Linked DNA regions of Mus musculus: regions 2 and 3 are each linked to region 1. A link is a loop called in an ENCODE intact Hi-C map of the cell type or tissue named here. Cell type or tissue: left cerebral cortex. All regions are shown on one strand.

The links. A loop is a pair of places that touch in the nucleus more often than their neighbours do. Peaks named below come from ENCODE experiments on the same cell type or tissue, not always from the same donor. Only the 100,000 strongest peaks of a DNase experiment are listed, where the experiment ranks them.
Region 2: it touches region 1 in a loop (9-fold over the local background); 9 of 42 quality-filtered maps call a loop at or near these places.
Region 3: a loop joins it to region 1, with 2.3 times the contacts of the local background. A loop is called at or near these places in 8 of 42 quality-filtered maps.

The regions. Positions count from the first base shown.
Region 1 is chr15:39,077,600-39,080,099 of GRCm38, reverse strand. All of the region lies in intron 1 of Cthrc1 (collagen triple helix repeat containing 1), which reads right to left. Among named protein-coding and RNA genes, the nearest start is that of Cthrc1, 1.9 kb to the right of the region's middle. In left cerebral cortex, a CTCF peak has its summit at 1,352 (motif pointing right); DNase peaks (open chromatin) are centred at 1,400 and 2,387; H3K4me3 peaks cover 765 bases.
Region 2 is chr15:38,708,004-38,710,503 of GRCm38, reverse strand. No RefSeq gene overlaps it. Among named protein-coding and RNA genes, the nearest start is that of Gm45924, 19 kb to the left of the region's middle. In left cerebral cortex, a CTCF peak has its summit at 1,408 (motif pointing left); DNase peaks (open chromatin) are centred at 183, 669 and 1,071; H3K4me3 peaks cover 652 bases; H3K27ac peaks cover 1,220 bases.
Region 3 is chr15:39,216,385-39,218,884 of GRCm38, reverse strand. All of the region lies in intron 1 of Rims2 (regulating synaptic membrane exocytosis 2), which reads right to left. Among named protein-coding and RNA genes, the nearest start is that of Rims2, 19 kb to the right of the region's middle. In left cerebral cortex, a CTCF peak has its summit at 1,430 (motif pointing right); a DNase peak (open chromatin) is centred at 1,419; H3K4me3 peaks cover 188 bases.

The DNA.
Region 1 (2,500 bases):
GTTTTGTTTTGTTTTGTTTTGTTTTTAAGAGACAGGGTTTCTCCTTGTACCCCTGGCTGTCCCAGAACTCTCTCTGCTTCTCAAGTGCTAGGATTAAAGAAAGGCATGCACCACCACTGCCAGGCCCATAATCCCATATTTTATCAAGGGACTTGGTTCTTGGAACTTTTACATTACTATACAAGATTTTTAATGCTTGTTTTTGGTTATTTCTCTTTTTTGTTATAAATATTAATATAATGAGAATACTTGGCCATATAGATTTTTTTCCTTTTGAGTGATTTCCCTAAGATTAATTGCTAGGGAAATAATTGTGAAATAAAACTTTAGCAGTCAGTAGCTGTCTTGTATCACAGCATCTCTAAGTTGTATGTGCACCTCCTCTGCTCTTCCCATTTTTATGCAGAGGAAAGTGCAGTGGGTAGAACTTCTCCAGTCCATTCTGTCTTCCTCAAGAGGAGTCTGTGGCCCAGTTAGTTTCACGTGATCCCCTGTCCTCAGCAGGTGTGTAATAATCTAGCAAACCATCTGTAAGCGCTAGTGTTCTCTGTTCTGTTGTTTCTTTCTGTGTGCTGTAGAATTTAAAGGCGTGGATTCTAGAACCTTTTTTTTTTTTTTTTTTTTAAATACTAGACTCATCCCGTCTTAGATGTATGAGACCAGGCCATTTACTCAGCATTTCAGTGCCCATTTCCTTATGAATAAAATGAAGATGATAATAAGCATTCTTGCCATGAAGTTAACAGTTGGTAGCACACGTGTGCCTGTAATCCCTTTCCCCTGGGAAGCAGAGGCAGGGACCCAGAGTTTAGGATCCTGTCAAAACAGCAAATTTGTGCCTAGTCTGGGATACATGGGACCACACCTCAAAACACACACACACACACACACACACACACACACACAGAGAGAGAGAGAGAGAGAGAGAGAGAGAGAGAGAGCACGCATGTTCACATTACATCAATGAGGCTTGAACTTAGAACCTTACACATATCAGGCAAGTACTCTACCATTGAGCTACAGTGGAAATATTTTGAGCGTTGCTTATCAATTCCTGCACTTATCCTTGTATTAGTTCACATAGAAACAGGGATGATGTTAGACTTTTCAAAACACAATGAATTCCAATTAAATTTTTTACTTTAACATTTCATTTATTGTTGTAAATTCCTCTAGTATGATTTGATAATTTCTAAATTCCTCTCAGGAAAGATGCTACATAGAGTATGTTTGTCTTTTCTTAACTTAAAATGCTAGTTCCAATAGGTATTTAGAATCATTAGTGAAAGTCAACAAAATGAAAACATGTGAATGGAAGCTCAAATTCCCTCACCCAACGCCCCATTTCCTGTGTTGGCCACCAGGGGGCAGAATTCAGTGGGAGCGTGAAAGACACGCTTTGAAAGCGCCTATACAAAGTCGCTTTATAGAATCTGTGGAAACCTTCCTAATGACTGTGTGGACTTTTTCTGACACCAGAACCAAATCCAATCTACAGGATGCACCTGAGCCTGGCAGCACAGTATGCTTTTCCAAGTTGGGGTAGAGTTGTGGTACTGTATAATCCTTAGAGGGGGAAAATGCTAGCTTTATGGGGAAATGACTATTTTATGTATCTTAACTACACATTCATAATACGCAAACTGCACACGAGCCACATTCATGTGGCACTTTTTTTTTTTTTAACAACTTAGGCACTCAAAATAGAACTGTAGCTCCAACACAGTATGCTTTTGTGGAGGAAAATTATATATCAGAGCATAAAACAACAAAACCCTACCACTGCTGCGTGAAACAGCAGGGATTTTCCCCCAGTGCTTTTGAATCAGTTTAGAACTAGCTGTCAAGGAGCTTGGTTTATTAGCTCAACTTAGAATGTCAGTGGAAGAAATTCAAATCTAAAAAAAAAATAATAATAATAAAATAAGTAAATGTCCCCTGTCCTTTATGTATCGCAGTGCCTGACAACCATATAGCTTGGTTTAAGGACAGAAGTTTATGATGTGCCAAAGACTACAAATCTATCGATGGCTGGCTTTTGAGTGGGACAGACAAACTCTCTGCCCTCCACTAGGTTTATTGACTTTTAGAGGGAAAGGTTTTAAGCAAACAGACTTTCCCACAGATTAGCCTCTCAGAAAGCCCTTGGGATATTTGCTTTCCTGGGAGCGCTTTCCTTCCCCTTAGCTTGAGTACAGTGTTCCTGACTGGTTAAGACCTGACTGCTCATCTGTTTTAAACAGATCAGGCAAAATGGGTCCTTGGAAGGGCTCCTAGTGGGGCCTTCATTTTTCCCCTTCAGCTTCAAAGCCTCTGACCACTCCTGGCTCAAGCTGTGGTCCTCTAAGGAGTAAACTGCAGTTCATATTTCCCAGGGAGATGACACAAAGTGATTCATAATCTTCAAGTTAGCTGAACAAATGCTTTGTGGGGGTTGTTAGCCTCTCCTCCAGGCAGACGTGGCCAGACCGTGGCCACTGGTCCTCACAAAGGACACGTT
Region 2 (2,500 bases), 370 kb after region 1:
ATGGTTTGCACGGTTCAGAGGGACAGCCTGTGAGGCGCCCGCCCGCCCCTGTTCCCTTTATTCTCTTCCTGCGGTGCTCAGTAGCTGAGTCAGTGGGGTCAGGGCTATTGCGCACGTCTTTGGTGATGTGAGACACTGTGGGAGGAGGGACATGGTGATACTGTCATTATTGAAAATCACTTCCACCCACCAGCTGAGTCACTGGGACGTCACTACTTAGGATTCTGCATCAGTCTCAAAAATATCCCTCTGCAGAGCTTTCCTCTCTGCGGGGCCTGCCTGCTGCTCCGCTCTGAGGAAAATGCTGGTCTCCACAGAAAGCCCTGCGTCTGCACTGCCACGCCCATACGGTGCTGCCCTGCCCACCAGTGCAACACCAGACCTGTCCTATATGAGTTCTGACGGAGGCCAAGCAAATAACCTGAACTTTGCACGAAGATTCGAGGAGGCTGAAGAAGACCTCATTCATCTAAGAAAAGAAGCCAGGCGTAGAATCTAAGTTCCCTCCCTCTCAGCCTTGCTCTGAACTATAACAGAGGGGTAAAGACCTGGAGTCTGAAATAAGGATCTCTCCCCGAAATCCCATCAGTGGTAACATAGCACTCTGCTGAAATGACTGGGTTGCCTTCACTCAACCGCAGACTTCAGAACAAACTAGAGTGCCCCGCCCCCAGACCTTTTTTCTTGTTTTCAGATCACGAGTAATAATCACTCCCAGCTCCTCCAAGTTCAGACCGAGAGCTTTCCTACAAACGCTTGGCTGCTTTCCAGACCACCACTGAGAGTCCAGAAGGAAAAGTAATTTGCCACATGGTGAGGTGGTAGGGACGGGTGGTTAAGGTCTCAACTTTGGAGCCAGACAGACTGGAGGAAGACTGATAGGCGCGCCATTGGGCGTGGGGGGAGATAGGGCATGGGGAAGAGCTGACTAGGTTCTCAGTTTCCAGCCACCATTATCACCACGGGGCTGTTCTGAGGATTAAATGAGATGATGACCAAAGCACTCAGTGTAGGGTGACATTTACCAAACCCTCTGCAAAGGTCACAGCTGCTACTGTGAATTTAGGATAATTACCCCCCAGTCTCGTGCCTGGCAGTGGCTGACCCTGGTCAGATACTGTGAATGCTGGGTCTGGTCTCACTTTTGAAGACTTTTCTGTAATGGCTTTTGTGCAGGAGAGTCCTGGGTCTGAAGCCACTGAGTTACACTCTCAGGCCTAGGCAGGTTTTTTTTTTTTTCCCCTCCAAAAATAAATTATTTAAGTTTTAATAATTATTTAAATATATGTTAAATTTAAAATATGGTATTCTATTTTTGAGCAGTTTTTAGAATCATGTTGGCATAGCAAATCTTTACTGGAAAAAAAAAATTTTTTTTCTTTTATCGTATGAGTGAATAGAGCCCCCTACTGTTTGGATAGTCTGACCTGTCTGGGTTTTGATTTTTAGTTTGTTGTTGTGGAGTTTGCGCTTGATTCATTCAATTTGCAAACTCTTGAGCCCCTTCTAGAAGGGTCTGTGAGGCTCAGAGAATTGGTTAATACATCTACTAAGCACAGCCCTGAGAACGTGGGGACACCTGCCTCTCCCCTGAGAACTTGGGGACACCTGCCTCTCCCCTGAGAACTTGGGGACACCTGCCTCTCCCCCTGAGAACGTGGGGACACCTGCCTCTCCCCTGAGATCGTGGGGACACCTGCCTCTCCCCTGAGAACGTGGGGACACCTGCCTCTCCCCTGAGAACGTAGGGTCACCTGCCTCTCCAAGGTTAAAAGCCGGTGAGAACAGGGCATGCTTTTGGAAGAAGGAGGCACAGGGCAAGCTTCCACGTCAGAGCTGTGGTCCTCCTCACAGGGGCTGAGAACCCTCTCACTGGCCTCTATGGGGCAATATCTGAGGAAGCCTTGGCACGTGGCTAACACAGAACGATCCGTGACAGACAGCTCCTTTCCCTATCCACTATGCTTTGAGGTGATGGCTGAAAGCTACACCCAGCCTCCATCCTTCAGAAGTGGACGCAGGGGTTGGATCTAGGCCCCAGACTCTGGCAAAGGTGGGGCAGAGATGGGACTGCTCCAATCAGCTTCCAGATTTCAGACCGGCACTCCTACATTGCCCATAGAAGGGTGCAAGGGCAGCGCTTTCTCCTCCTGAACATCTGTGGCCTGGAACCCTCTTCTGAGAGACTTCTGCCTCCCCACAGGTCAGCCCAACCTCTCTTCTAAGATGTGTCTCTCCTAACGTGTGTCCTGGCAGTGCCTGGCATCCCGCATCAGCTTTAGGGTGGCCCGAGGTCTCATTTGCCTTCCCGAAGCCTCATTGCTTTCCAGATGATCACCAGTATTCCTAACATGAGCTTCTGCCTTCCCTCTCCTCAGGATGAACCAGGACAGAGACATCTTCATCCACAAGGAAAGGCTCAAAGGGGTCTGTGAACTGAAGGGGGAACCATATTTTGGACCTTTTCATATTTCTAAAGAAAAGAGACAGGAATGTCTCC
Region 3 (2,500 bases), 140 kb before region 1:
TTGCTGGAGAAAAATGAGTGTGTTTAATTGGAGGCTGCTGTCCTGTCTACTGACAGTCACAGGACTATGGTCTGTGCACCTTTGCACTTCGAATGTCCAATTTGACATGAATCCTAGAGGACCTTGGCATTAGGATTTCAGTTTAGAGATCACAGCTTTTGTTTTTAACATTTTGTAGATTTTTGTAGAGCTTATTTAATTTTTTCACAACGAAATGTTATGATGGTGCTGAAACTCTAGTCAAAGCATCTCATTTTTATTTATTTTTTTATCTTCTACCCACAACTGGCCAAAAATGAAAACTCTTCTTCAGTATCAAAAGATTTCCTGTTCCAGGGCTGGGAAGAGCAGCTCAGTAGCTCAGAGAGTAAAGTGCTTACTATGCAAACATGAGGACATAAATCCACATCTCCCCGAATCCACAGAAAGCCAGACATAGTAGCCCACAGCAAGTGTAGTCCAGTGCTCCTACGTCGGGATCAAAGATGGGGACAGGAGAATTTCCGGATGCTTGAGAAACAGCTAGTCTGTCTTACAAAGCTTTCTAAAAACTAAGAGCCTGTGTCAAGGTGGAAGGAGCAGGTGAATACTGGATGCTGTCCTCTGACCTCCACATGAATGCATGTCACACCCACACACATAAAGAAATATGCACACACACATTAAATACACACACAAAGACTAAAAGATTTCATATCTCATATATCTTGTGTAAGCTAAAGTTAATGCAAATTTTTAAACAAAGTTTAATTTGTATCTAGCCTTCAAAAAACTTTTCCTGCTCCTTAAGTGTGTTCTGGTCCACACTGTTTTATGCAAATAGCTACACTTACTGCAATTAAAATTTACTGATCCAGAAGTTAAGCATACCATTTTTATGTCAATACCAATTTTTGCTGATCTTGTAAAAACGTCAAACCCAGACAAGATTTTTAAGGATAAATTATAAATAACTGTCGTAGACACTGCCAAACTTTACAGTATCAATCCTATTAACCCACGACTTATTTCTTGTTCTTCCACATGATGAGATACATTCCTTCTACTCTAACCTAGGCATGATCATAAAACATGCTTTGTACAAAATGTAAGCAGAAGTTATGCATGCACTTCTGAGAAGAAACTTAAGGAGACAATTTGATTCAACACTGTTCTCTACTGCTCTATGCACAACATTACAGAGAGTGTGTGCATACATAATAGTCTATGCCGGGGATGATAATGGTGCAGAATAGACACACGCACCCCGTAGCCCAGAGAAAGAATCATATAGAATAAAAAGTAAGTCAATGCTGTTCTACATATGGGCATTTGAGGACAGCATCGTCTATGACAGGCAGCCTATTAAAAATCCACTGCCTCTCGGTTCCAAATCTACCCTTCTCTGCCCAGCTTTGTATTTTTCCCTGGGGTGCAATGTTAAGATTTGACAGTAGAGGGAGCCATGATGACATTAAAGGAAGAAATGTCTCCGTGCTTTGTTGCTTTTGTTTACATGGCTACCTGGAGCTAATGAATACCCACTAGTATTAGACCTACTTGTATGCTTCACCAGCACCCCACAGGCCTTCCTTCCAGCAAATTCTGGAGGCACTCCCACCGGCAAGCTCTTAGTAAATCTGACTGACATTCCAATAAGCTTCCCAAAGGGTTCCTTGAGCACCACAGGCAGCCTATCCACCAAGGCCAACAGCCCCCACAAATGACTTCCTTTCATAAAAACAGACGACTTTGTTTGCCCTAGCTTGGCAAGCACCAGACAGCAAAGTGGGCCGCAGCCACACCTCCACAGTGTCTGAATCTCAGCCTCAGGCACAAAGGAAAAAGCTTCGTCCATTTTTTTCAATTCATGGGTACTCTGCCTCAGGATAATCTATATTAATGTTTTTCTGCTCAAAGAACTATCGTAGCTTCTATATTCTAACTGGACTCTGAAACATGGTCTATGCTAGCATATAACACAATAAATGGTAATATGAATGTATGTTAATATTTAGGGGTTATTTGTTGGATTTTATTTCACAGCTACTTCTAACATCCATGACTGCCAAATGATCTGATCACACTTTAAACACAGTCATAAAGCTGAACTCACAGAACTACTTTTTTCATTTAAACACACTCTTTGCTACTAATTCCAAAAGAACAAAATTATATACACACACACACACACACACACACACACATATATATATATATATATATACACTTTACTGTAAGAAAAGGAATAACCCCTCACAAACTATGCAGTCACTTGTTTCCCAGCTGAGGCTCTGTATTGTAGGCTGCAGTCTTTAGGGCAGGCATTTGAAAAGTATACTTTCTGCATTTTGCATTTTCTTTGATTGTTGTGTCCATGTTCTCTATGGAATCTTCTGCACCTGAGATTCTCTCCTCCATCTCTTGTATTCTGTTGCTGATGCTCAAATCTATGGTTCCTGATTTCTTTCCTAGTGCCTGGCAAACACAGAAGTGGATGCTCACAGTCAGCTATTGGATG